Regions from separate parts of the Homo sapiens genome. Here region 1 is linked to region 2. A link is an interaction called in ENCODE POLR2A ChIA-PET data of the cell type or tissue named here. Cell type or tissue: PC-9. All regions are shown on one strand. Links, peaks and the distances in the headings refer to the core of each region. The heading gives the core; the rest is flanking DNA.

Region 1 (2,914 bases), core at 174-2,673, 580 kb before region 2:
AGAAAGAAAGGAAGGAAGGAAGGAAGGAAGGAAGGAAGGAAGGAAGGAAGGAAGGAAGGAGAAAGAAAGAAAGAAAGAAAAAACAATACATACACCTGTAGTAAAACTATGTAAAAATAGATAACACAAATATGTAAAATTCATGATTGTCATTTCCTCTGGAATGGGACAGTGGGGAAGGAAGGAACCAGGGGTGGGGGACATCAAAGAGGACTTCAACCTTCTGTAATGCTTTTTTATTATTAAAAAAATTGGAAGCAAATATTAAACAAAAATTAGCCAGGCGTGGTGGCGCGCACCTGTAATTCCAGCTACTCAGGGAGGCTGAGGCACAAGAATCTCTTGAACCTGGGAGGCAGAGGTTGCCATGAACCAAGATCACACCACTGCACTCCAGCCTGGGTAACAAAGTGAGACTCTGTCTCCAAAAAAAAGGGAAAGAAAAGAAAAGAAAAGAAAAAAGAGTAAGCAGTGCAAAGAGTGTGATCCTCATCCAAATGATATCATCCAAGTTACTTCATCCAAATGATATCATCCAAGTTACTACATGTCTAGGAAAAGTTAAGGGGCAGCTGAGGAAGTAGTTGTAACCTTTATTCCATTACAGGCTTAAAAATACTTAAGCAAAACCCCAGGAAGAGAGAAGAACCAGGAGTTATATTTGACACACCTAGATTTTTTTTTTTTTTTTTTTGAGACAGTTTCACTCTTGTTGCCCAGGCTGGAGTGCAATGACGTGATCTCGGCTCACCACAACCTCCGCCTCCCGGGTTCAAGTGATTCTCCTGCCTCAGCCTCCCAAGTAGCTGGGACTACACGCATGTGCCACCTCACATGGCTAATTTTGTATTTTTTTTTTTTTAGTAGAGACGGGGTTTCTCCATGTTGGTCAGGCTGGTCTCGAACTCCGACCTCTGGTGATCCACCTGCCTCGGCCTCCCAAAGTGCTGGGATTACAGGCATGAGCCACTGCACCCGGCCAACACATCTAGATTTTAAGCTTATTTAAGCAGGGCTATATCTTCTGTTTATTTTAGCATTCCTGTTGTCTATTATTTCCTACCCTCCTTCCCCCCTCACCCTTCTACCATGGCAGCATATAGAATGACCAGTTCTCTGCACATAGTAAGCATTCTTTACATGTTTGATCAATGATAATGTCACAATGGGTCTATTGTGACATCAACAGGACGGGAATATCATGGGAGCCACCAATTAGTAGCAGAGTATGCCACAACTTCTAGGATCAGGAAAGACCTCTCCTAGCTTCCTACTGGATATCTTTATTAGCATTTTTGTAGATTCTGTGAAAAAGAAGAAATAAAACGAAATCACCCACATTTTCAAAATGTTCTTCAAAATGAAAAATGAGATAGACAATGACCCTGAATCAGAAAAATGCATCAAGGATTCCACCATCATGAGAAGAGAGCCCCAAAATATCCTTAGTCCTTTGATGCTCCCTAACCTTGAGATCCCATTCTCAGTAAAGGATATCATCTCTAGGATTGAGCGCGCACAGCTCCATCGAGCCAGAGAGGTAGGTAGTGAATCTGAAGTTTACAGACTGCAATTTTCTTTTTAAACTTTCTGTGACCAAGTACATTTTTGTTTATTTTAGAAATCACTTTCATGATATTTGACTGTATTTAGGGTAGCTTTGACTTCAAATGACAATTTCACCTGACACCGACTGTGGATATAACAAGCTCCAATTTGACATTAATCTCTTTATATCAGGTTTAATAAAGCCATTTAAGAAATAAATCAAGCCGGGCATGGTGGCTCACGCCTGTAATCCCAGCACTTTGGGAGGCCGAGGCGGGCGGATCACTGAGGTCGGGAGTTCAAGACCAGCCTGACCAACATGGAGAAACCACCGTTTCTACTAAAAATACAAAAAGTTAGCTGGGCATGATTGCACTTGCCTGTAATCCCAGCTACTCAGGAGGCTGAGGTAGGAGAATTGCTTGAACCAGGGAGGTGGAGGTTGTGGTGAGCCAAGATTGCACCATTGCACTCCAGCCTGGGCAACAAAAGCGAAACTCTATCTCAAAAAAAAAAAAAGTTTTCATTTGTTCCCTATGGAGGTTTTATCAAACAGCTATTAGCCAGATAGAATTTAGATGGCTTTGAATTCTAGCTCCTTTTATTTTCCCTGTACACTTCAAGGAGAAATTAGGAGAAATTCAAGGAGAATAGAAAGAGTGTTTACATAATGTCAGCCGGGTGCGGTGGCTTATGCCTGTAATCCCAACACTTTGGGAAGCTGAGATGGGAGGATCCCTTGAGGCCAGGAGTTAGAGACCAGCCTGGTCAACATAGTGAGACCCCATCTATATTTTTAGAAAAATAAATAAATAAATAAATACATAAGAATCTAATAGACCCCCAAACAATTAAGGTTATACTGCATTTTATTCTCTCGCAGTACAACAAAATCAGGCCAGGCACAGCGATTCATGCCTGTAATCCCAATGCTTTGGGAGGCCAAGGCAGGAGGATCTCTTGAGCCCAGGAGTTCTAGACCAGCTTGGCCAACATAAGGAGACCTCCTGTCTACTAAAAATAAAAAAATTAGCCAGGCATGTTAGCTCAAACCTGTAGTCCCAGCTCCTTGGGAGGCCAGAGGATCCCCTGAACCCAGGAGACTGCAGTGAGCACCATGCTTGCACTACTGCACCCCACTCAGCATGGGTGACATAGCGAGACCCTGTCTCAAAAACAAACAAACAAACAAAAATCAGTCATGTTTGATGAAATTGATTAAGGGGGGGTTCTTTCCTATGTTTAAGGAAAGCTAAACTGGTCACAGTGGCTCATGCCTGTAATCCCAGCACTTTAGGAGGTCAAGGTGAGAGGCTCACTTGAGCCCAGGAGTTTGAGACCATCCCAGGCAACAAAGCAAGACCCT
Region 2 (2,914 bases), core at 277-2,776:
AAATGTCAGGCTCTGCACGGTGGCTCATTGCCTGTAATCCCAGCACTTTGGGAGGGAGAGGCAGGCAGATTGCTTGAGCCCAGGAGTTCGAGACCAGCCTGGGCAACGTGGTCAAAGTCTGTCTCTACAAAAAAAATCCAAAAAATTAGTTGGGCGTGGTGATGCATGCCTGTAGTCCCAGCTACTCAGGAGGCTGAGGTGGGAGGATCAGCTGAGCCCAGGAGTTTGAGGTTGCAGTGAGCCATGATTGATTGCACCACTGCAACCAGCCTGCACTCCAGCCTGAGTGAATGAGATGTGTGGTTTACAAACATTTTCTCCTATTCTGTAGATTGTCTCTTTAATCTGCTGTTTCCTTTGCTCTGCAGAAGCTTTTTAGTTTGATGTAATCCCCTTTGTTGCCTGTGCTTTTGGGGTCATATCCAAAAAGTCATTGCCCAGACCAATGTCATGGAGTTTTTACCCTGTATTTTATTTTCTCCTAGTAGTTTTACAGTTTCTGGTCAGGTTTAAGGTTTTTTTGTTTTTTTTTTTTTCCAAGACACAGCCTTGCTGTGTCACCCAGGCCAGAGTGCAGCAGCGCGATCTCGGCTTACTACAACCTCCACTACCTCCTGGGTTCAAGAGATTCCTGTGCCTCTGCCTCCCAAGTAGCTGGAATTACAGGCATGAGCCACCACACCCAGCTAATTTTTGTATTTTTAGTAGAGATGAGGTTTCACCATGTTGCCCAGGCTGGTCTCAAACTCCTGACCTCATGTGATCTGCCTGCCTTGGCCTCCCAAAGTGCTGGGATGATAGGCATGAGCACTGCGCCCGGCCAGGTTTAAGTTTTTAATCCATTTTGAGTTGATTTTTATATATGGTGTGAGATGAGGGTCTAATCTAATTTCAGTCTTCTGCATGTGAATATCCAGTTTTCTCAACACTAATTACTAAGGAGACTGTCTTTCCCTGTTGTATGTTCTTGGCATCTTTGTCAGCAATCAATTAACTGTAAACATGTGGATTTATTTCTGGTCTCTCTATTCTGAACCATTCATCTAGTATCTGTTTTTATGCCAGTACCATGCTATTTTGATTACTATAGCTTTGTAGTAGGTTCTTCAAATCAGTTAGTGTAATGCCTCCAAGTTTGTTCTTTTGCTCAAGAACAAACTTTTGCTCAGCTTATTTACCTGGCTTTACTCTAGGATGTGGTGTGATAGGTAGCATGGAGAATTTTGGATTCTCAGGGGTAGGTTCAATTCCTATATTCTAGAAATAAGAGGATTTTAACCTCTATTGTTTACTCTATCAAAGTAATTCTTTTGTGAGATGTATTGCTTTGGCTATTTGGGGTCTTTTATGGTTCCATATGAGTTTTAGGATTTTTTTTCCTATTTCTATGAAAAATATAATTGATATCTTGATAGGGATTGCATTGAATCTGTAGATTGCTTTGGGTATTTATGGACATTTAAAAAATATTAATTCTTCCAATCCCTGAACATGGGACATCTTTCCAGTTATTCATGTCAATTTCTTTTATCAGTGTTTTATAGTTTTTAGTGTAGAGATCCTTCACCTCCTTGGTTAAACTTATTCCCAATATTTTACTATTTTGTACTTTTTTAGGTAGTTCGTTGTTAACATATAGAAAGGCTACTGATTTTTTTTTCTTGCATGTCTTATGTCCCCTATAGACTGAAAGCTCCAAGAAGCCCAAGAGCTGACCCTTCTCTGAATCGCCCCCAGCTATATACCCAAGCATTGCATTTCCTAGTAAGTTTGTCGGTTCAGAAATATCTGTAGAATTAATAGGTTAGTACTATTTGCCAGAGAGAGTCACTGCGGTCTAAGATTGGGTTGAGAACTTTTTTTTTTTTTTTATGAGACAGACTCTCACTCTGTCACCCAGGCTGGAGTACAGTGGCGCGATTTCAGCTCACCACAACCTCAGCCTCTCAGGTTCAAGCAATTCTTCTGCCTCAGCCTCCCAAGTAGCTGGATCACAGGCGCGTGCCACCATGCCTGGCTAATTTTTGTATTTTTAGTAAAGACAGGGTTTCACCATGTTGATCAGGCTGGACTCGAACTCCTGACCTCGTAATCCACCCACCTTGGCCTCCCAAAGTGCTGGGATTACAGGCATGAGCCACCGCGTCCAGCCTTTTTTTTTTTTTTTTTTTTTTGAGAGGGTTGAGAACTTTGAAAGGGTCAGAGACAAATCTGAAAATGTCCCTTCCTCACCCTCAGTATGGTTTGTCCTATGGGCCCTAAGAGCCATTTGATGGAGGATAGTTAGGGGTCTTTTGGGGAACCTGATGAGCCCATGTATGTTCTTAGCTGTCCCTTCTTTCTAACCTTCTTTCTGATGAGAAGGAAAGGAGATCACCAGTTCTGCAGGGGGCAGGGTGGCTCAGGGCCTGGTCTGGTTGGTAGGAGTGGTACACTGGCAGAGGGCGTGGCAGGGAGTGCAGAAATACAAGGAAGGGCCTCTCCTCGGGGAGCTCCCCTTCTAACAGTATAGGGAGTCCCCTCCTCTTCACAGGGAATGTTCAAGAACACAATGCATTGCATTTGGAAATACTGATCTTGCAGGAGGCACTTGTAGAAGACAGAACAATGAGGCTGCACGAGTCCAGGAAAGCTTGTCCGAAGAGTTGCTCTGGGGCCAGACAAAGGCAGAGCTTTGAGGGTTGTGTTGAGGGCTTTGGTCGTTCCCAAAAGCAGTAGGAGGTCGTGGGAAGATTTGAAGTGGGAAGAACACCATCAGATTTATAGTTTTAGAAGGTTGCTATGGTGGAGCTCCTTGGAAAAGTGTTTGTGGCAAGGAAAATACAAGATAAGCCGGGAACATCTTATGGCAAGAGAGTGCTTAAAAAAAAAGGAAGCACTGGCCGGGTGTGGTGACTTAAGCCTGTAATCCCAG

The links. Peaks named below come from ENCODE experiments on the same cell type or tissue, not always from the same donor. Only the 100,000 strongest peaks of a DNase experiment are listed, where the experiment ranks them.
Region 1: POLR2A ChIA-PET joins it to region 2 with 5 read pairs; 2 of 35 experiments call an interaction of 5 or more read pairs at or near these places.

What each region holds. Positions count from the first base shown.
Region 1 is chr12:50,394,919-50,397,832 of GRCh38, reverse strand. It overlaps FAM186A (family with sequence similarity 186 member A), which reads left to right and starts at 1,224. Exons shown (of 8, transcript NM_001145475.3): 1 at 1,224-1,540. The coding sequence starts at 1,349. In PC-9, for the core only: no CTCF peak of the experiment used is centred there; a DNase peak (open chromatin) is centred at 1,162; H3K27ac peaks cover 2,206 bases.
Region 2 is chr12:49,815,756-49,818,669 of GRCh38, reverse strand. All of the region lies in intron 1 of NCKAP5L (NCK associated protein 5 like), which reads left to right. It also overlaps the pseudogene NMTRQ-TTG6-1. Among named protein-coding and RNA genes, the nearest start is that of NCKAP5L, 11 kb to the left of the region's middle. In PC-9, for the core only: no CTCF peak of the experiment used is centred there; no DNase peak of the experiment used is centred there.